2 separate regions of the Homo sapiens genome follow, and region 1 is linked to region 2. A link is a loop called in an ENCODE intact Hi-C map of the cell type or tissue named here. Cell type or tissue: CD14-positive monocyte. All regions are shown on one strand. Each heading gives the region's core, and the rest is flanking DNA. Links, peaks and the distances in the headings are about the cores only. Region 1 has its middle 40 kb from the start of DOCK9-DT. Region 2 has its middle 53 kb from the start of DOCK9-DT.

Region 1 (16,788 bases), core at 7,562-11,561, 92 kb before region 2:
CACCACCATGCCTGGCTAATTTTTGCATTTTTAGTAGAGACAGGGTTTTACCATGTTGGCCAGGCTGGTCTCGCACTCCTGACCTCAGGTGATCCGCCTGCCTCGGCCTCCCAAAGTGCTGGGATTACAGTAGGCCACCACACCCGGCCTACTTTGCTTCTTCTAAACCAGCAGTGGAAAGAGTATCTAGCACGTGCTAGCAAGTCAAAAACATTATATATTTATTTGGCGATACACACACCCTGTACATATAAACTCACAGGAATGACATCCCTTCACCTTTGCCATAATCTATCAGAAGGAAGTCTCAAGTCCCACTCATGCCCATGTGGAGAGGACTATACAGGGCACAAACATGAGTGCCACCCGATGGTCTGTTGGCCACAAAGTCTAAGTGCAGAAAGTCTTGAACACCAAAATAAAGAGTTTGGACGTTTTACTACAGTCAGTGAAGCTACTTTTGAGCAATGGAGGATGAAAATGGAGGATGGACTAACATCAGTGTGTAGGAAAGACGGGTATTGGGAGAAGACAGAGGTGGGTGGAGAGAAAGGCACCCCGATGAAAGAGAAAGAGGATCTGGCCAGCACTGGTGGTGTGGGAAGGAGGCATAGATCTGGGGACACCACAGAAGTAGAATCAAATGCACTCACCGATACTTGGCCAAGGCAAGTTGCTGATACAGCAACCGTAGGTCCCGGATTTTCTGGAATGGACACATTTCCAAGCATTCTTATCAGAGTATATGTCTCACATTGGAGCTTAGCTAATGTGCCCTCAGCGTTGCAGTACGCTGAGGGGCATTGTCCCCTGTGTCTCAGCCAGAGGGGTGGAATCTGCTTTCTCCCTTATTTTGGAGCCTGTTTTCCCCCTTATTTTGGAGCCTGTTTTCCACTGCCTGGCCTCTTCTCCAGTCTCATTTTTTAAAATCTTAGACTGATGCCCATGAAGGATTTTTATACCTTGGTGACCTCCAACCATGGCCAAGCCTGCTTTCTACATTCACACAAAAACCTTCATGCATCTACAAACACACACACATGCCCTTTTGCACACACATTATCCTCTGTAACACATCATCTTACTTGCTTGATTTTCCAAGCATGGTTCTGGTTGAAATGGCCTGGGCTTCCCATTTATCACCATGGCCCGGTCCTCAGCTGGGTGCCATTGTTGCCTCTTCCCTGCCCCTTGCCTAAGCCCAGGGGGCTCATCACAGCTCCTCCAGCTCCGTGCTCAGGAGCTGTTGGTGCCTGGCGAGCTCTAAGGCTTGAAAATTATGTGCTGGCCCTGACCCCATGATGAGAATTAGAGCTGACAGTTTTCTGGAAAACAAAAAAAATCTGTTACTTTTCCTGTTATATCTTCTCCCCATAGAATCTTCCCAGGGAATTTCTAAGTTGGTTAAAACCCACCTGACTGAATTCCATATTCTTCACAGCACTGATTTTTCTCCTTCCTTACTCAGACTTCCACCTCACTGCTTTGGTGATAAGGCCAAAGGGACAAGTAGCAATGAAAAAAAAATCGAATAAACTTTAAAAAATGAGTAAATACAGTTCATAGCTCTTCCTTCTTATTAAACAACATGGTACCCTTCATTTCTCTTTGCCCCAATCACCCTTTTAATTCAGCCAGAAGTGCTCCTCTGCCTTTTGGCTGTGAAAGCTTTTACTTCTTCTGGTGCTATTCTTTTCATTCTGCTGTCTGAGTTTTCCAGCACTGTCTTCTGAGAGGGCATTATAGGAAGTGGGGGTGGCAGCAGGTCAGTGTGTCACATGTCACATTCCAAGCCTCCTCTGGCTTGACAGCCAGGAGACCTACAGTTATTACTGAACTTCATATGATCAAACTGAGCAAACTGGCAAAAAATATGTGCAGTTTCTTGGGGGATATTTTAGACATTACGGCTTAGCCAAACTTGTTCCATCTTCCCTGGAAAGTGTTACAGAAGATAAAACAACAGTAAATATGGATTTTTCCAAGCTATTATTTGTTATATCAGTCTGTGACTTTTAGGTTACCTTCCTACTCCTCTTGTTAACATTTCAATTAATTGTGTTAATCAACTCAGTAAAGATTTGGTTTGTAATGATGGATATGTATCACCTACCTCCTAGGGACCAGCTTTAGTTTTCAATCTAATATTTATTTATTTAGGAACTGGCTGTTTTGAGCATTTGTGTATTTTGTCTGTGGCTCATTTCTCTAAGGCTAGATTCTTTTAAAACACTGAAGTACAAATGAGGACAGTTATATAATCAAACGATGGTTTGATAACAGGCACAATGGGCATTAGCCACAAAATGTGCATTTGAAGATCAGACAGCAAGACAGAGAGAAAATAGACTGGAACCAAAAAAGGAACACAGCCTCAGGGACCAGTGGGGCTGTAACAAATGTAACAGTGACATCCATGTCACTGGCATCCCTGACCTTTGACCAGTGGGAGCTGGAGAGCACATACTACTCCTTCTGAAGGGCTTTCTGAGATCCAGTGGTCTACACCACCTGTCTGAACACCTGACCTTTGACCAGTGGGAGCTGGAGAGCACCTACTACTCCTTCTGAAGGACTTTCTGAGATCCAGTGGTCTACACCACCTGTCTGAACACATCCCAGGAGACCAAGCATTCAGTTGTGCTTCTTAGGAAGCTGCAGCCAGCTGGCTGGGCCTCTGTGCCTGCTCTCCCTCCTCCCTGCTTCAGACTCCTCTCCCTTCAAACTGCTTCCTGGAGACCACACTCCCCATTGACCTGTTACTGCATCAGATTTGATTCTGTTTTCTAGCAAGCCCATCTCTTTTTATGCTTCTGAATCCTGTTATTTATCCTCATTATGTCTTCTCATTTTTCCCCTCATGATTGGCATCTCTTTGTACATTTTCTGTCTTTTAAGCCTTTTTCTATTTGTCTTCTATACCACCATTTTGTCTTTTAATCTTTTAGTTAAACCTTTTTCAGCTCCAGAAAGTTTGTGTGTATGTGTGTGTGCGTGTGCCATAGTCAAATTCTGTTATGAGCTCTTATATTTTAGTTGAAGTTTTTGTCTGTCTTCTCTAACAATTTTATTTCCCTAAAACCTATCTATTGTGGGTATTCTTTTTTTGATGTTTTTCTGAGATGGAGTCTCTCTCTGTCACCAAGACTGGAGTGCAGTGGCAGTGGCACAATCTTGGCTCACTGCAGCCTCCGCCTCCTGGGTTCCAGTGATTCTCCTGCCTCAACCTCCCCAGTGCCTGGGATTATAGGCATGCACCACCATGCCTAGCTAATTTTTCTATTTTTAGTAGAGACGAGGTTTCACCATGCTGGCCAGGCTGGTCTTGAACTCCTGACCTCAGGTGATCTGCAAACCTTGGCCTCCCAAAATGCTAGGATTACAGGCGTGAGCCACCATGCCCAGCCTATTATGGGTATTCTGATTATGTTTTCTCTGTTGCTACTGTGTCACCTTAAGTTATTTGTATTCGTTTCCTATGGCTGCTGTAAAAGATTACAACTTTGTGACTTCAAATGACACAAATTCATTGTCTCATGATTCTGGAGATCAGAAGTCCTAAAATCAAGATGTCAGCAGAATTGCATTCCTCCTGGAGGCTCTCGGGGAGAATCCATTTCCATGCTCTCTTCAGCTTCTTTCTAGAGGCTACCTGCCTTCCTCGGCATGCAGTCCCTTCCTCCATCTTCAAAGCACTCACTCCAACCTCTGCTTCTGTTGTCATATTTCCCTCTTTGACTCTGACCTTCCTAGTCTTCTCTTATAGGAACCCTGTGATTACACTTAGGGCCTACCTGGATTATTTAGAACAATCTCTTATCTCAAGATTTAAAGTTATATCTGCAAAGTGCCTTTTGTCATAGAAGGTAATACATTCATGGGTTCCAGGGATTAGGATGTGGACATTGTTGGGGTGGTATTATCAGTCTACCCCAGTACTTAAATGGAGGCCATCCTGTGAATGATGAAAGCAAGACAGTGTCTGCCCTGTTGACCTGCAGTGTGACAGGTGACATAAAATCAGTTCTCTATTGTGATGCTGTGTCATCTTCTGAGCTATGTGGGCTCATGTCCTCAGCCTCATCAGGAAAGCTGCATCAATCTCCTTCCTTCCCTTCTTCTCTAGCTCATTGGAATTCATGGATACCAGTAGGCTCTCCCCAAGATGCCTGTAAGGGATCAGAATTATTCTTCTTCTTGGCGGGGTGGGGGATCTATGATGGTTAATTTTATGTCAACTTGCCTTGGCCATGGTACCCAAACACTTGGTTAAATGCCAGTCTAGATGTGATATGCATGTATTTTTTAGATGGCATTAGCATTTAAATCAGTAGACTCTAAGTAAAGCAGCTTATCCACCATAATCTGGGTGGGCCTCATCTAATCACTGAAAGGCCTTAAGAAAAACATTGAGGGAATTCTGCCTCCAGGCTGTCTTCAGACCAGAGCGGCAACACCAGGTCTTCCCTGGGTCTCCAGCCTGCCCTGCACATTTCAGGCTCGCCAGCCCCTGACAATTGCATGAGCCAATTCCTTAGTGAACCATCCTATTGATTCTGTTTTTCTGGAGAACGCTGACTAATATGGGGTTTATGGATCTCCACAGACCAAACTCTCTCCAAGAAGGCTTCTCTGATCTTACCCCAGGGCTTTGCTGCTGGCCAGCCTCACCCCTCCGATCCGGCAGGGGGAAGGTCCTGGCCAACTCTAACAGAATGGTGGCAGAGCCCAAGGCCCCCTTCTGTATTCCAGATTCTTCTGGAGTTGATTGGAGTTCAGAAGAAACAGAACATCTGGATATTGAAGATGCCTTTTCCCCAAAGTTTCTCTTAAGATTCTTTTTATTTTGAATTGACTTTATTTTTTAGAGCAGTTTTAGGTTTACTTGCGACAAAGACACAGAGATTTCCCCTATGCTCCCTGCCCCCTACACATGCATAGCCTTCCCTGTTTTTAACATTCCCCTACCAGAGTGGTACATTTGCCATAATTGATGAGCCTACATTGACACATCGTCATCGCCCAAAGCCCGTAGTTGACATCAGGATTCACTCTCGGTGCTGTGGATTCTATGGGTGTGGAAAAACGTACAATGGCATGCATCCGCCATTATAGTGTCACACAGAGTAGTTTCACTGCCCTAAAAATCCTCTGTGCTCCCCTTCCTCTCTCAAACCTCTGGAAACTAGAATTGATTCTTGAACAACATGGGTTTGAACAGCATGGGCCCAATGATATGCATTTTTTTTCAATAAAAGTTGCACTAAGTATGCCTGCCTTCCCTTCCACCTCCTCTACCTTGCCACCTCTGCTACTCCTGAGACAGCAAGAGAAGTCCTCCCCTTCCTCCTCCTCCTCAGCCCACTCAGTGTGAAGATGTCAAAGATGAAGACCCTTATGATGACCCACTTTCACTTAATGAATACTAAGTATATAGTCTCTTCCTTGTGATTATCTTAGTAACATTTCTTTTCTCTAGCTTTCTTTATTGTAATATAGTATATAACATACAAAATATGTGTTAATTGACTATGTTATCAGTAAGTCTTCTGGCCAACAGTAAGCTACCCATAGTTAAGTTTGGGGGAGTCAAAAGTTATACATGGATTTTCTACTGCATGGAAGGTTGGCACTCCTAACTTTGTTGTTGTTCAAGGATCAACTATATTGATCTCTTTTTGTATCCATTGTTTGTCAGTTCCAAAATTTCATATAGTTGGAATTAGACAGTGTATAATCTTTTCAGATTTGTTTCTTTCACTCAGTAATATACATTTATGTTTCCTCCATGTCTTTTCATGGTTTGATAGCTCATTTCTTTTCAGCATTTAATAGTATGCCATTGCCTGGATGTACCACAGTTTACTTACCCATTTACTTACTGAAGTACAGCTTCTTTGCTTGCACGTTTTGTCATTATAAATAAAACTGCTATAAATATCCATGTGCAGGTGTCTGTGTGAACATAAGTTTCAACTCCTCTGGGTAAATATCGTATAGTGCAATTGCTGGATTGTATGGTAAAGAGTATGTTTAGTTTTTTAAGAAACTGCCAAACTGCCTTCCAAAATAGGTGTACAATTTTGCATTCCCACCAGCAATGCCACAATGCCTGAGAGATCCTGTTGCTCCACATCTTTGCCAGTATTTGGTGTTGCAGTGTTCCGGATTAAGGCTAACCTAATAGGTGTGCAGTGGTATCTCAGTGTTCTTTCAATTTGCATTTCCCTGATGAAACATGTTGTGGAAATCTTTTTTTTTGAGATGGAGTCTCACTCTGTCGCCAGGCTGGAGTGCAGTGGCACCATCTCGGCTCACTGCAACCTCCACCTCCCAGGTTCAAGTGATTCTTATGTCTCAGCCTCCCAAGTAGCTGGGACTGCAGGCACGTGCCACCATGCCCAGCTATTGTTTTTTTCTTTTTTGTATTTTCACTAGAGATAGGGTTTCACCATGTTGACCAGGCTGGTCTTGAACTCATGACCTCAGGTGATCCGCCTGCCTCGGCCTCCCAAGTGCTGAGATTACAGGTGTCAGCCACCGCAGCTGGTGGGAACATCTTTACGTATGCTTATTTACCATCTGTATATGTTCTGTGGTGAGATGTGTGTTAAGGTCTTTGGCCCATTGTTTATTCATGTTGTTTTCTTACAGTTGAGTTTTAAGAGTTCTTTGTGTATTTTTGATCACAGTCCTTTATCAGAGATGCCTTTTGCAAACATTTTCTCCCAGTCTCTGGCTTATCTTTTCATTCTCTTGACAATGTTTCACACAGAGCAGAAATTTTTAATTTTAGTGAAGTCCAGCTTATCAATTCTTTCTTTCATGAATTGTGTCTTTAGTGTTGTATCTAAAAAGCCATCACAAACATCACAAACCCAAGGTCACCTGGGTTTTCTCCTATGTTACATTCTAAGTTTTATATATTCTAGGATTTTGCTTTACGTTAAGGTCTGTGGTCCATTTTGAGTTCATTGTTGTGAAGGGTCTAAGGTCTGTGTCTAGATTCATTTTTTGGCATATGGATGTCCAGTCATTCCAGCACCATTTGTTTAAAAAGACTCTTTCCTCCATTGTATTGTCTTTGATCCTTTTTCGAAGATCAGCTGACCAATTTTATGTGGGTCTATTTCTGGACTCTCTATTCTGTTCTGGGAATTTATTTGTCTATTATTTTGTCAATACCACACTGTCTTGGTTACTGGAGCTTTATGGTAAGTCTTGTCAGGTGATGTCAGTCCTCCAACTTTGTTCCTCTCCTTCAATATTTTGTTGGCTATTCTGGGACTTTTGCCTCTCCATATAAACTTTAGAACCAGGTTCAAGCGATTCTCCTGCCTCAGCCTCCTGAGTAGCTGGGATTAGAAGCAACGCACCATCACGCCCAGCTAATTTTTGTATTTTTAGTAGCGACGGGGTTTCACCATGTTGGTCAGGCTGGTCTCGAACTCCTGACCTCGTGATCCGCCCACCTTGGCCTCCCAAAGTGCTGGGATTACAGGCATGAGCCACCGCGCCCGGCCTAATTTTTGTATTTTTAGTAAAGACGGGGTTTCACCATATTGACAAGACTGGTCTCGAACTCCTGACCTCAGGTGATCCACCTGCCTCGGGCTCCCAAAGTGCTGGCATGAGCCGCCACGCCTGGCCCATATTTTGTTATATGTATACTTGAGTATTTAATTTATTGGTGCTAATATAAATGGTTTTATGTTTTTAATTTTAAGTTTCTCTGGATTCTTTTTGAGTCCAGTTTTATAATCCAGAGTTTTGTTCTCTTTACAGAATTTTATCATGCCCTGCTTTGATAACTTTGCATCTTATATCTTCACCCAGTGAAATGACAAACACATAAAATAAGTATGAGCCATGGATACATCCCAGAAACTGTTTCTTTGGTTTAGGATACAATGAATTTTTTATCTTAGTCTCTCATTTTTCTAAGATCCCATTTTTAAAAATAGGAAATTAAATTTACTTTTGTTCCAATTCTGCTTTAGGAAACTTGGTGTCCCTTTCATCATGGGTCTCAATTTTAACCAGAGGGGTCTCTCCCTCCATTTACTTCTTGAAATCGATGTTCTTCTTCAGGGTTACTCATAGTGTGACCTGCCAGATCTCCTGCCCCTGCACCTGCCCAGCCACCTCCTAATGGACTAATATGCGCCCCACTACAAGCTCAGCAATTTGAACTTCCCATGCTTAGCTTTGGGGCCAGTTCTGGCTTTAGCTGCAGGGATATTTAAAAGTTTAGTTCAATAGATGAAGTGAGTCCTCACCAAATCTGTTGTGTTGCTGTTTTTTCTTGAACCACAGTTCTAGTTCTAGTTCTAGTGACTGAATTCCTCACTGCCACTAAGTACACAGTTCCAAAGTCTTCTAGACTTACTTCTGGAGCCTGACAAGTGACTGTTCCTTTAGCCAGTACTGGGGCTTCCAGACATCATTGCTTCTGTTTTTTTTTGTTTGTTTGTTTTCAGTTTTTTTTTAAATTTCAATGGTTTTGGGAGTACAGGTGGTTTTTGGTTACATAGATGAGTTCTTTAGTGGTGAATTCTGAGATTTTAATGCACCCATCACCTGAGCAGTCTTTTATCCCTCACCTCGCTGCCAACCTCTTTCCTTGCATCCCCAAAGTCCATCACATCACTCTATATGTTTTTGCATCCTCATAGCTTAGCTCCCACTTTTGAGTGAGAACATACGATATTTGGTTTTCCATTCCTGAGTCACTTCACTTAGAATAATGGCCTCCAGCACCATCCAGGTTGCTGCATAAAGACATTTCATTCCTTTTTATGGCTGAGTAGTATTCCGTGGTGTATATATAGCACATTTTCTTTTTCTTACTTGTTGGTGGACACTTAGGTTGGTTCCATATCTTTGCAATTGGAAATTGTGCTGCTATAAACATGTGTGTGCATATGTCTTTTTCACATAATGACTTATATTCCTTTGGGTAGATTCCTGGTAGTGGGATTGCTGGATCAAATGGTAGTTCTCCTTTTAGTTCTTTAATGGTAGATCTACTTTTAGTTTTTCTTTTTTGTTTTGTTTTTTGTTTTGAGACAGTCTCGCTCTGTCGCCAGGCTGGAGTGCAATGGCGCGATCTCGGCTCACTGCAACCTCCGCCTCCCAGGTTCAAGTGATTCTCCTGCCTCAGCCTCCCGAGTAGCTGGGACTACAGGCGTGCACCACCATGCCCAGTTAATTTTTGTATTTTTAGTAGAGACAGGGTTTCACCATGTTGGCCAGGATGGTCTCGATCTGTTGACCTCGTGATCTGCCTGCCTTGGCCTCCCAAAGTGCTGAGATTACAGGCGTGAGCCACTGTGCCCGGCCTACTTTTAGTTTTTAGTGCTTGTCTGTTTGGATCATCACACATTACTTGCTCCCTGCTGCCAGGCCTCAGTCTGCGCTACACCCATATACTACTTATTTTCTAGACTTCCAAAGTGCTGGGCACCACCCAGTCCTCTGCCAGGCACGGTCCTCTCTGCAGGTGATCCGCTGCCTGTGTGGGGGTCTCCTCCCTCCAAGCAACCATTTTCACCCACAGGCATGTCTCAACTCCAGGTGCAGACCCCTCCCTGACTGTCCTGTTCCATCAACTCCGGTTCTGTTAAAAGGATGTGAACTTTACAGACTTCCCAGCAAGGCAGCTCCTTGGAGGCAGAGACCTCATTTGGAATACGCTCAACTATATTAAAATGTGATTTTGCTCAACCATATGAAACACTCAGTTGTTAGGACAAAAAAAAAAAAAAACCCTGCTTTTCACATTCCCATTTTACCTCTACAATGTATCATTTCATCAAACACCAATTCACAAATGGAACTTACATAGCTCGTTAACTACAGTGTTTTATTCTCTTATGAAAATATGTCAGAAAGATTTGAGAGTCTGGGACTGTGGTGAAGCCCCCATCAGCCCGGGCATATGGTGGGGGAGGTCAGGAACATTTTCTTCCAGCTCTCTTCAGACAGCAGCCAGACAGTTTTCAGCGCCTTTTTTTTTTTACCGTTTTGGTGACTCATTTCCTCACTTGAGACACAGAAATATGAATGCAGTGTCAACCAACCATAAAGGAGTGTTACGAGAGTTCTGGTCATGGAGTAATCATAATTGTATTTGGTATATGATTTGACCGTATTTATTCATAATATAATACTCTAGGGTTTGAACATCTTATTTTTGGTTCTGCTGTGAACTATATAGAACGTGATGGAAAATCACTCCCTGCACATTACCCTGGGCTGCAGTGTCCATAAAAGGCGATATGCTGGCTCAAGAAATTGAAATTGAATGATTTCATAACCAACCTGTGAGCCTCGCTTCCTCCTTCACATATGAAAGCACGTTGGCACAGAGGGGAGAAAATTTTTTTTTCATATGTTTCCACCTCACAGCTCCTTTTCTAGGTCTCCTAGTTGGAAAGACATTGATTTCTACGTGGGAAGACTTTTGCACCTGCAAGAATCCTTCACGGTCATATAGTGTCACCTCTCTCCCAAGGCAGAAATCCCATCTGCAATATTGATCAATGACCTGTCAAGGATGAATTAATTGAGTGCCTACTATGTGCTAGCTAGGCATTGTGCTGAGCCTCACACAATGGCAGACCCTGAGATAAGAATTCAAGTGCCAGGAATTTGAGAAAGGGTCCCGGAAAACACTGGAAATAGTGGACATGAGACAGAGAAGACAAGAAAGCCAATAAAGGATGCACATTATCAAGCAAATTACCACCATGGGCAGATAGAGCTCGATCCCACTAGAGAATTCTGAAAACCAAGACTCAGAATTCATCCAACCAAGGGGCCAGGGATCTGGGGTATTAATCCACCAATTCTCCATCTGTCATGGGTTCAGGCTGCTTTCAGGGGAATGAAATTTCCAGCATGTCTGGCTTCTCCATGCATGGGCACAGTGTGTTTTCAAGGTCAGAAAAAAAAAGGCTTTGAGTGGAGATTTTCAGGGGTCAGCTATAAGTAGAAGTGAATGCCAGTGGGAGGTGGGGCCACTGATACCATCTGCTACATTCAGGAAGACAGAGAATTAAGCTCTTCTCCCTACTTTTGATCTGAAGGAGCAAACGGGGACATTTGCTCCTTGAATCCAGTGGAATCCAAGGGGAAAGCCCTGGAGCAATGGAGGTGATGAGTTTGAACGAAGATGTACAAAACCTGAGTTAACTGAGCGTGCAGATGAGCAGAGAGAAGAAAAATGGCTCTAGATGACATCAGGCCATGACTAGTCATCAGTTGCCACATGAGGTTTTCAGGAATGACATGGAAATACCAGCTTTCCACAGCTGTCTGGCTCTCCCCAGGGAAATGGGAAACCCTGGTACAGAGTCGAACCTTGGGCAAAAGGGTTGGAAGGAAGCAGGTGATCTGGGCAGAGCTGCCAGCTCTTCCTCCTTCCCTGGGGAGAACTAGTTGAAAATGAGTGTAGGGAGCCTGGCAGGAGAGCCAGCAAGGCAGGCTAACCCCAGAGGTGTGTAAGTGCAAAGGCTTCACGGCCATGCTTTCAGCAGACCTGGCACTGTTCAGTGCTGTCACCCAAGCCAGCCGAGGCTGGCCTAAGCCCACTTGCTTGTGGGGAGGGGGAGCTCATGCCCCGCTGGCTATAGGTTTTTTGGGTTATGAAACTAGGCAGGGCTAAGCCTGGAAAAAGTCCGAAATCATTAGTGGAGTCTGCGGTGTGCTAGGGCAGGTGGAGGCAACTTTCCTCAGTAAGGCAGTTCGCGGCCAGTGCTGCGGTTGGTTGGGATGTTCTTTGGGCAGACTGAAGTCTACCTACCTTGAACTTTCCCTTCATTCTACTGCTGCCCTTTGGAATGCCCTGATGATTCCCAGGAAAGTTTTGAGAATACAGCACCTGGCCCATGCTGCTGATAAAGATTCCCTTTTGGATAGGTGTTTGTGGTTTGTGATGATGTAACTAATGATTTTGTTTCCCTGGTTTCAAGCTAGACTGTTCTAGTCCATATATTTCCAGGAAAACAACTCTGCCGTGGATACACGTAGGGTGTGTAGTGTGTTCCTGCCACGCTCCTCATCCCTGCCCTTTGACTTCCCATCTCGGGTTCACAATGCCAGGCACTGGCTCCAGCAGAAATGTCTTTCTCCTTTTCCTTGGCTCTTCCGTTCCATACCCACCACCAGGCTTTCCCTGTGTTGTAATGTCCACGCTTCTTAAAGGATTTTAAATGGACTCAACGTTTATTCGGATTATCTCTCATTGAAATACCCATATTTTACCACACTGTGAACCTGTCATATCAATAAAGAAGAGCTTTCAGCTGGTCGTGGTGACTCACCCCTATAATCTCAGAACTTTGGGAGGCTGAGGCGGGAGGATTGCTTGAGGCCAGGAGTTCAAGATCAGCCTGGGAAATGTGGCAAAACCCTGTCTCTACAAAATAAAAACTAAAATAGCATGTGCTTGTATTTCCAGCTACTTGGGAGGCTGAGGCAGGAGGATCGCTTGAGTCCAGAAGGTAGAGGCTACAGTGGGCTATGATCACACCACTGCACTCTGGCCTGGGTGAGAGGGCCAGACCTTGTTGAAGAAGAAGAAAGAGGAGGAGGAGGACTTTCATTCATTTTATGTTAACTGAAACTTAAAGCATAGGAAAGGTTTAGAATGAAATGCTCTGCATGTTAGGTGACAAAGCACGATAACAAAACACAAAGCTGGCATTCTACCCAAAAGCAAAAGGAAAACAACCTTTTGCTTGTTTAGCCAAAACAGCAACTTTAAGAATGAATAACATGATGCTCATGTATTGGCAAGTCTGCCCCCTTGTACTTTGGTGAATTTGTATAAATGATATTCTTACATTGCAATCAGGATTTGAAACACTGCTTTTTCTCAGATGGAAACAAGCCTTTTATTGTTCACTCTGCTCTGAAGCACCACCCCAGTGTTAAAGCACAACCACCGAGTGGAGATAATTAGATGAACCTAGAAGTTCTAGCAGGGAATTGAAAAGTTTGGCCAAAAGAGCTTGTACCTTTGAAGTGAAACATTTTCTATTTCATTTTAGTTGCATGTTTATGAGGTCCTGAGAAATTAAAAATCATGTGTTCTGGTTACAGCTGGCACCCGCACCAAAGGGAGAGAAACAGCAAGCCACACCCAAAAGAGGAAAAGAACAAGAATGAGAATTCCACAAAAAAGAAGCTCATGAAGAAGAATAAGATTATTTTTCTTGCCTATAATAAAGGAGTTAGAACGGGGCTTTCCCAGCATGGAGAATAATAGCCCTTTCTTTTTCACTTGTGGTTGTCCCCAGCTCTCATTCATTTCACTAGTGTTCTAATAATGTGAGATATCTCAGTAATGAATTTTTAATCGTAACTTTCATTCATAATATAGTTTAAAAACTTACATCTGGATAATTTACACATATATTCTCCAAGATAAATAGATATAGATATCTGTTTTGATAAAACACTTTATTTTTCTAAGTATTATGGCTCCTGAATCTGCTATGTGTATTTAATGTGAATATATTTCTTTTCTAAATGATTAATATCTTTTCCCATTTTCATCGGGAACTCCATTGCATTAATTTCTACCCTACTAAAAAAGAAACCCCTTTTAAAGTTAGGTGAAGGGTATTTTTTCCCATTCTTTTAATACTTCTTACTAACGGACATAAAAGTAGGTTATGTCCTACTTCTAGAAGAGGGCCTGTGTGAGACAAGGAACACATGAAAGGGAGTTGTCACTTAAAAAAAATTATTCTCTATTTTCTGAAGTCATCTATATACATTATTTTGTTTCCTTTGGAGTAGAGAAACGTGAATTCATGATGAAATCTAAAGCCTAGAGGAAAGGTAATGACAAATTAAAAGGAAAAACAAGCTATTCAAAAAAATAAACAGAGCAAACAACGGTGGGTTTAGAAGTGAGGTCAAAAGAGGAGAATATGAAACATCTCTTGATAATAGTCTTTTAATTTCCAAATTAAGGTCTAAATTTTTCAAACGTGCTTTGTGAATTTTCATTGATAGGTTGAAGAGAAAAGGACCAGAAATATCAGCAAATCATTCTTGTGTCATAATTTTTCTCATTTTTTTGAGTAAGGCAAGATTTTTCTTCCACCTTCACAACACTGCCAAATACATCTTATTTAGATTTTCTAAAGCAGGAGTTTAGACTGATGTTTGCATGACTGAAGCCTGGCATGGAATCATCACAGAGGTTACAAGAATGTTAATTGCATCTATTAACCCCAACTGCCTCTCAGGCATTACTTTCTTAATTCTTCCAAAAAATTCTTTAAGGCATGTACTTTACAAATAAGAATGGTGAGCCTTAAACAATGCTAAAAGTGGAACTAGAGATGGAAGCAGAGGTCTGCCGGTCTCTAAAGCTAAAGTACCAAATAACTCCCATGTTGAAGTCAACAAGCTGATAGAGATAGAAGGATGGAGAAAAGGATGGAAGAAGTATGGTTTAAAATAAGGCTCTTTCTCAGAGGTGTGAGTGAATGGGCTTGAGAGTTAAAACTGGAAGTAGTTGTTAGGGTGGGAATCAAAGTAAAACTTGGGTTCAGATTTAATTTAAGGCTGGCATTAGAATTACGATTTTATTGAAGGTTTGGGGTAGGGATCACCTCTATATTTGCGATTAAAATAGAGGTTCATTCAGAGTGGAGTCTGCATTAAGTACTGAGAGGGGTTGGAGTAAGGCAGTTGTATTAGTCCATTCTTACACTGCTCATAAGGATATACCTGAGACTACTGGGTAATTTATAAAGAAAGAGAGGTTTGGCCGGGCGCGGTGGCTCACGCCTGTAATTCCAGCACTTCGGGAGGCCAAGGCCGGCGGATCACGAGGTCGGGAGATCGAGATCATCCTGGCTAACACGGTGGAACCCCGTCTCTACTAAAAAATACGAAAAATTAGCCGGGCGTGGTGGCGGGCGCCTGTAGTCCCAGCTACTCGGGAGGCTGAAGCAGGAGAATGGCGTGAACCCGGGAGGCAGAGCTTGCAGTGAGCCGAGATGGCGCCACTGCTCTCCAGCCTAGGGGGACAGAGAGAGACTCGTCTCAAAAAAAAAAAAAAAAAAAAAAAAAGAGAGAGAGAGGTTTAATGGACTCACAGTTCCACGTGGTTTGGGAGGCCTCACAATCATGGCGGAAGGCAGAAGGCAGAAGGCAGAAGTCTTACGTGGCAGCAGGCAAGAGAGAAAATGAGAACCAAGAGAGGGGGGTTTCCCCTTATCAAACCATCAGCTCTCATAAGACTTATTCACTACCATAAGAACAGTACGGGGGAACCACCCCCATGATTCAATTACCTCTCATCGGGTCCCTCCCACAGCACATGGGAATTATGGGAGAGAGTTGGGTGGGGACACAGCCAAACCATATCAGCAGTGTTAACTAAACTTCCCTGAGGATAAGAATCACCCGGGCAACTGCTAAAACAACACATACTTCGTCCTTCTCAGACCTGCTGAATCTGCTGTCTTCCAGGGAAAATGATACCATTCACAGTTGTGCTAAGGTGAGTCTCATCATCAGGAAAGCAGGGGCATGCTGCGCATTGTTCACAATTTTGTCTTACCATGAGAATCATCTGAAGAGCATAAATACTGATGCTTGAACCCACCCCTCAATTAAATCAGAATCTGAAGAGGGCCATTATTATGTTTAAAACACTCCCCAGGTGATTCCAATGGGATACAAGAGTTGAAATCCCAGAGAGATGGTCAGACATGAAAAGAGATACTTCTTTCTTCTGGGTTCATACAGCTCTTCAACTCTTTCTCACGGCAATTTTTGCATATGGCTTGATTTACAAATACTGGTATACCTGTTTTTACAATAGCATTGTAGCCTTCAAGGGCAGAGACAAGATATAACTCCATCACTCATAATGCTTAGCACTGCGATACTGAATAAATATCTATTTGCTCTGTGCATATAGGCATTCAAAGGAAATCCCTGGCAGCTCTGCTCCAGGTCAAGAAATATACCAAGGACACTGCATGCAGATTCACCCAATGAAAGGGACTTCCTCTCCATTTGTTTTATGAATTATCAAGAATCACCCAATGCAAAGCATTTTGTTCATTAATTGGAGTCTGGGGAGCCTTGGCCCTCCAGGTCATTGTCCTATCAACAAGCCATTCCTGGTATCAGCCCTTTCTGGGCAGCTACTGTCCTTAACCTCCCCTAATTCTAGAATGCTCCTTAGTGACTTGCTTGATCAAGATCATGTGGTTTTGAGACCTCGAATGCTAGGTCATAATAAGGGAGGAGAACATCTCTCATATTGTCTTATGCCCAATTTCTGCCTCCAAAGAAAGAAAAAGTAAAAACTAAAAGGCAGAAATGGAATCCACAAGCAGACAGCCCGGCGACACACCCTGGGCCTGGTAGTTAAAGATGGACCCCTGACCTAATCGGTTATGCTATCTACAGATTACAGACATTGTATAGAAAAGCACTGTGAAAATCCCTATCCTGCTTTGTTCTGATCTAATTACCGGTGCATGCAGCCCCCAGTCACGTACCCCCTGCTTGCTCAATTGTCACGACCCTCTCATGCGCACCCCCTTAGAGTTGTAAACCCTTAAAAGGGACAGGAATTGCTTACTCGGAGAGCTCAGCTCTTGAGACAGGAGTCTTGCTGATGCCCCCGGCCGAATAAACCCCTTCCTTCTTTAACTCAGTGTCTGAGGAGTTTTGTCTGCGGCTCGTCCTGCTACAATAAGAATTCTTGCAGCTGCCATCTGGAGTTCTGGGAACACTCACGGCCTT
Region 2 (4,000 bases), core at 1-4,000:
AGATCAAAAAACAATGCCTTATAAAGGATGGAAGTTAGGTTTACTCTTAGTCCAAGTGTAAACAGTTCAGGGTTGATTGATGACTCTACCATTTTGGGGTCCCAGGCTCCTTCTATCTTGTTGCTCTGCCATTTTCCACATAGTACTTCCTTGTAGCAGAAAAGGGAGATGGTATGGGAATGGTGTACTCCTTCCCATTTAAGTGCATGACTTTAAAATTGCACGTATCACTTAACACGTCCCATTAGCTTTAACTTTAACCATCCCATTAACTGGAACCCAATCCAGTAGACACACTTCAGTGCAAGAGAGACTGAGAAATGTAGTTTTTGGCTGGGTAGCCAGAGGCCCACCAGCACTGCTATTACTATATCAAAAGGGAAGGATAGATGTTGGGGTGAGGGAGGTATTCATCAGTCTCTGATAGTGTTCATTCATGTTTTGTGTTGCATTACATTTGATTGGAGTTCAGAATGTTTACTAATATTAAATCTGCTCATTCAAATTTGAGAGATTGAGAGTTGTGACACAACTTAAGTTTCATAATTAATGTTATTGAATTTGATCTTTCTTCTGCATCTTAAAGCACGTGTCTTGAGCAAACCTGCACATGAAAGTTGACATACCAAATGGGAAGCTGAGACAGAAGACAGAAACACAGATTCAGAAACCCACCTTGTTAAGACTGTTCCACTTCATTCTTTAGGAAGTAGGTGACTGTGAAAGTTTTGGAGCAGTGTTAGAATATGACAGATTGGGGTAATGGGAAGATAATCCGGTGGTTCCACATTGATTGCTGGATGACATCCAAATGCATCCATATGGCTTACAAGGAACTGCCTGTCTGTTTCACCTCAACTCCTGGCATCCACCTTTACTGCCTGTGTTCTGGCCACACCGAATCACAGTTCCTTCACTGTTCCTTATTATTACGCATCTCTATGTCTTCTAACAACTCTGCTCACCATTTTTGTTACCTTTTTAAAATAGAAATTTGAAGATTAAGGAAAACAGATAAAGGGCCCTTAAATTGGAGCCTACTCAGGTCCACCTATCTGTCTCTGCTGTTCGTTGAGTGCTGCGGTGTTTCAGGAATGTGTTAGGTGCATTCTTTTTGTCACCTCTCCATCCTCATGGCACCCCTGAGGGGTGTGCCATTATCCATGTTTTGCAGATGAGGAGCTGAGGCAGAAGTTTAATGATTGACTCAAGGTTACAACAGTCAGAAACTGACAGAACCAGGAATTTTGGCTGACTTCTGAGCCTGGGTTTTTCCCACCACATATTGTTCTCTTTGGAAAGAAGGTCTTAGGCTTAAGATGATTAGTAAACACAGTATATCAAGGGGCTGTGGAATCTCTGGGAGCTTCAGCTTCAGTTTGGAGTTACACCTCTTGGGTGTGCTACTGGAGAGCTGTTACCTCAGTGACTTGTGATGTGACCTGCTTTGCCGACTCTGTACTTATGTTGGGGGAAACTGGGGAAATGAGGGAGGAAGCAAATTTGGAATATGGTTTTAACCAGTTGGAATGAATTCATCCTTGACTCCTGAAAGCTTGTAATCTTCATAATCTCTTTTCTAGTGTTGCTATTTTGGATATGAGGTATGGGATAGCAGATGAATGCTTTAGGGTTGTGTGAGCTGAACAGTATTAAAAATGTGCTTTTCTCTCATCCTGAGGATCTTCCATTAATCCACTAGATGGAGCAGCTGGTTTGAATATATTTCATGATTAGAAGTTGGAAGAAAAGACATGGTGTTCATATCAGAGCCATGTCACAGACCCCCTGAAGTTGGCCAGGCATTTTGATCTCTATTTTTTCCTCTCTAAATATAAAACTTTTATTTACTCAGCACATCTATATGTAGGGAGCATTTGAGGTTCTTCTGGGACCTGACAGAAAACCATCATGGTAGAGTAGAAAGAATTCTAATCTGAAGTCTGGGGATGTGAGAGTAGAAGTCCTAGTTCAGACACTTTAGTTCTCTGTGACTTTGGTCTTTAACCGTCTTTAAGCCTCAGTGTCCTCACTTTTATCACTGTTGCAATAGGTGAGATGTGAGATGTGCCTTCTACAGGTTAGGTATATTGGGCCTCTGTGCCATCCCTTTAGACCACCTGCGCGATCAAAGATGCACGAGCTTCCATTTTGCCTGACTTGAAACTGCACTCGCTGACAGTGTCTACAACATGGAAAATCCATCCCACTGAAGACTGGAGGGTTTGTTGACGGCATTAGTTCATTTGCCTTTGTGATACTTCCGTCACCCACGGGCATTCCCGCTCATGCATGAACCCCTCCTTGGGGCAGTAGTTTCATTCCCTCACAAATGGTTTATCCTATTTTAGGGCAACACTGGTTATTAGAGTTTTTACTTATTGGTCCTGGTTGATCCTTCCAGAGCAGCCCATATCTTGTAATCTTATCTGTCTTTCATATTCAGATTTTCTGTTTTAGAACTAAGGTGGAATATTTGTTTTTTGCCTTCTCTACTACTGGTCCTGCCTGAATGATATGCTATATAAGAAATTAGACATGTTATCAAAATGCTTTTTAGTTTTTAGTTCTCAACTGATAGATAGGAAGGTGGCTATGTATGTTTAAATCTGCTACCTGTACTCAGATGTCTTAAAACATCATATGTCCTAGAATTTTAAGGTTTCATAACAAGGAACTATTCTTTAACAGTTGTTGACACATTTGTTCCTAAAAGCCAATGATGTCTTACTTAGACTACTGGAATCTGCTCCTAAGTGTTTAATGAAGTGAAATTAAAACTTCCATTTTTAGGTAGCTTTGAACTATGGGAATGTGTAACCTCACTACTCCTGATTTCTGTTAATTTTTAATTAAATACACATCTGCTAAATTAAAGACTTTCACATAGGTTGACATTCTTGTTGTTTGCCAAATACAAGAGTTTGTGATATTTGGAAACAGACTCTTCAAGTATTCCTTTTAAACTATACAGATTTTGTATTTCAAGTGGAAAGCTACAAAACACCAACTCTGTTTTAATTTGTCATATAAATTAATAAATTTATGTCATGTAAATTAATAAATTTATGTCATGTAAATTAATAAATTTATGTCATATAAATTAATAAATTTATAGTACTTCCCCTTTCAGTTGAGGAAGAGGACCTAGCCTCAGCCTTATCTTTCCCAAAGAGGGGTTTTAGGGGTGCGTATATTTGAATGAATTTTGGAATCAGGTTTTTTTTTTTTTTTGAGATGGTGTCTCACTCTGTTGCCCAGGCTGAAGTGTGGAGTGCAGTGGTGTGATCTCAGCTCACTGCAGCCTCCACCTACTGGGTTCAAGCAATTCGCCTGCCTCTGCCTCCCAAGATGCTGGGACTACAGGCACACGCCGCCACTTCTGGCTAATTTTTTTTTTGTATTTTTAGTAGAGACAGGGTTTCACTATGTTGCCCAGGCTGGTTTCGAACTCCTGAGCTTAGACAATCGGCCTGCCTAGGCCTCCCAAAGTGCTAGGATTACAGGCGTGAGCCACCGCACCCAGCCTGGAATCAGTTTTAACAGTGTATAATCTCATTGGCACTCCTTGGACTGAAGCCACTTAGCATTAAAATGTACCTTGATCTCCTGGTGACCTCCAGTGACCCACATTGATGACTCTGATGGGTTATCATTAGTTCTCCCCAGGAAATTTGAATCATCAGGATGTTTCTTTGGTTACATAATATATTTAACCCAGGTACTGGCTATTATGAAATCAAGAAGCATATCTTCCCAGAAGTGTCCTTGTGTGTGTTCATTTGTGGAAGTTGGAGGAATCAAATCTCTCCCTCTCTTTAGAGGTGTGTTTTGGAATGCCCTAAGCAGGCTGCTGTGACATCAGCCCTTGAATTTACTCTGGTTCTCATCAGGAACATTAGGAATAATTCCTCATCTTCCATGGAAGAAGGTGGAACATGAAGCAAGCCTGAAAACAAAAGCTTTACATTGGCTATGTGTGAACCACCTTTGCTGTTTT

Evidence for each region. Peaks named below come from ENCODE experiments on the same cell type or tissue, not always from the same donor. Only the 100,000 strongest peaks of a DNase experiment are listed, where the experiment ranks them.
Region 1: it touches region 2 in a loop (2.3-fold over the local background); 4 of 110 quality-filtered maps call a loop at or near these places.

What each region holds. Positions count from the first base shown.
Region 1 is chr13:99,118,394-99,135,181 of GRCh38, reverse strand. No RefSeq gene overlaps it. Among named protein-coding and RNA genes, the nearest start is that of DOCK9-DT, 40 kb to the right of the region's middle. RefSeq lists enhancers at 10,014-10,113, 15,129-15,188. In CD14-positive monocyte, for the core only: no CTCF peak of the experiment used is centred there; a DNase peak (open chromatin) is centred at 10,051; H3K4me3 peaks cover 798 bases; H3K27me3 peaks cover 4,000 bases.
Region 2 is chr13:99,031,717-99,035,716 of GRCh38, reverse strand. It overlaps a transcript of DOCK9 not described here. Among named protein-coding and RNA genes, the nearest start is that of DOCK9-DT, 53 kb to the left of the region's middle. In CD14-positive monocyte, for the core only: CTCF peaks have their summits at 1,486 and 1,686 (motif pointing right); no DNase peak of the experiment used is centred there; H3K27me3 peaks cover 4,000 bases.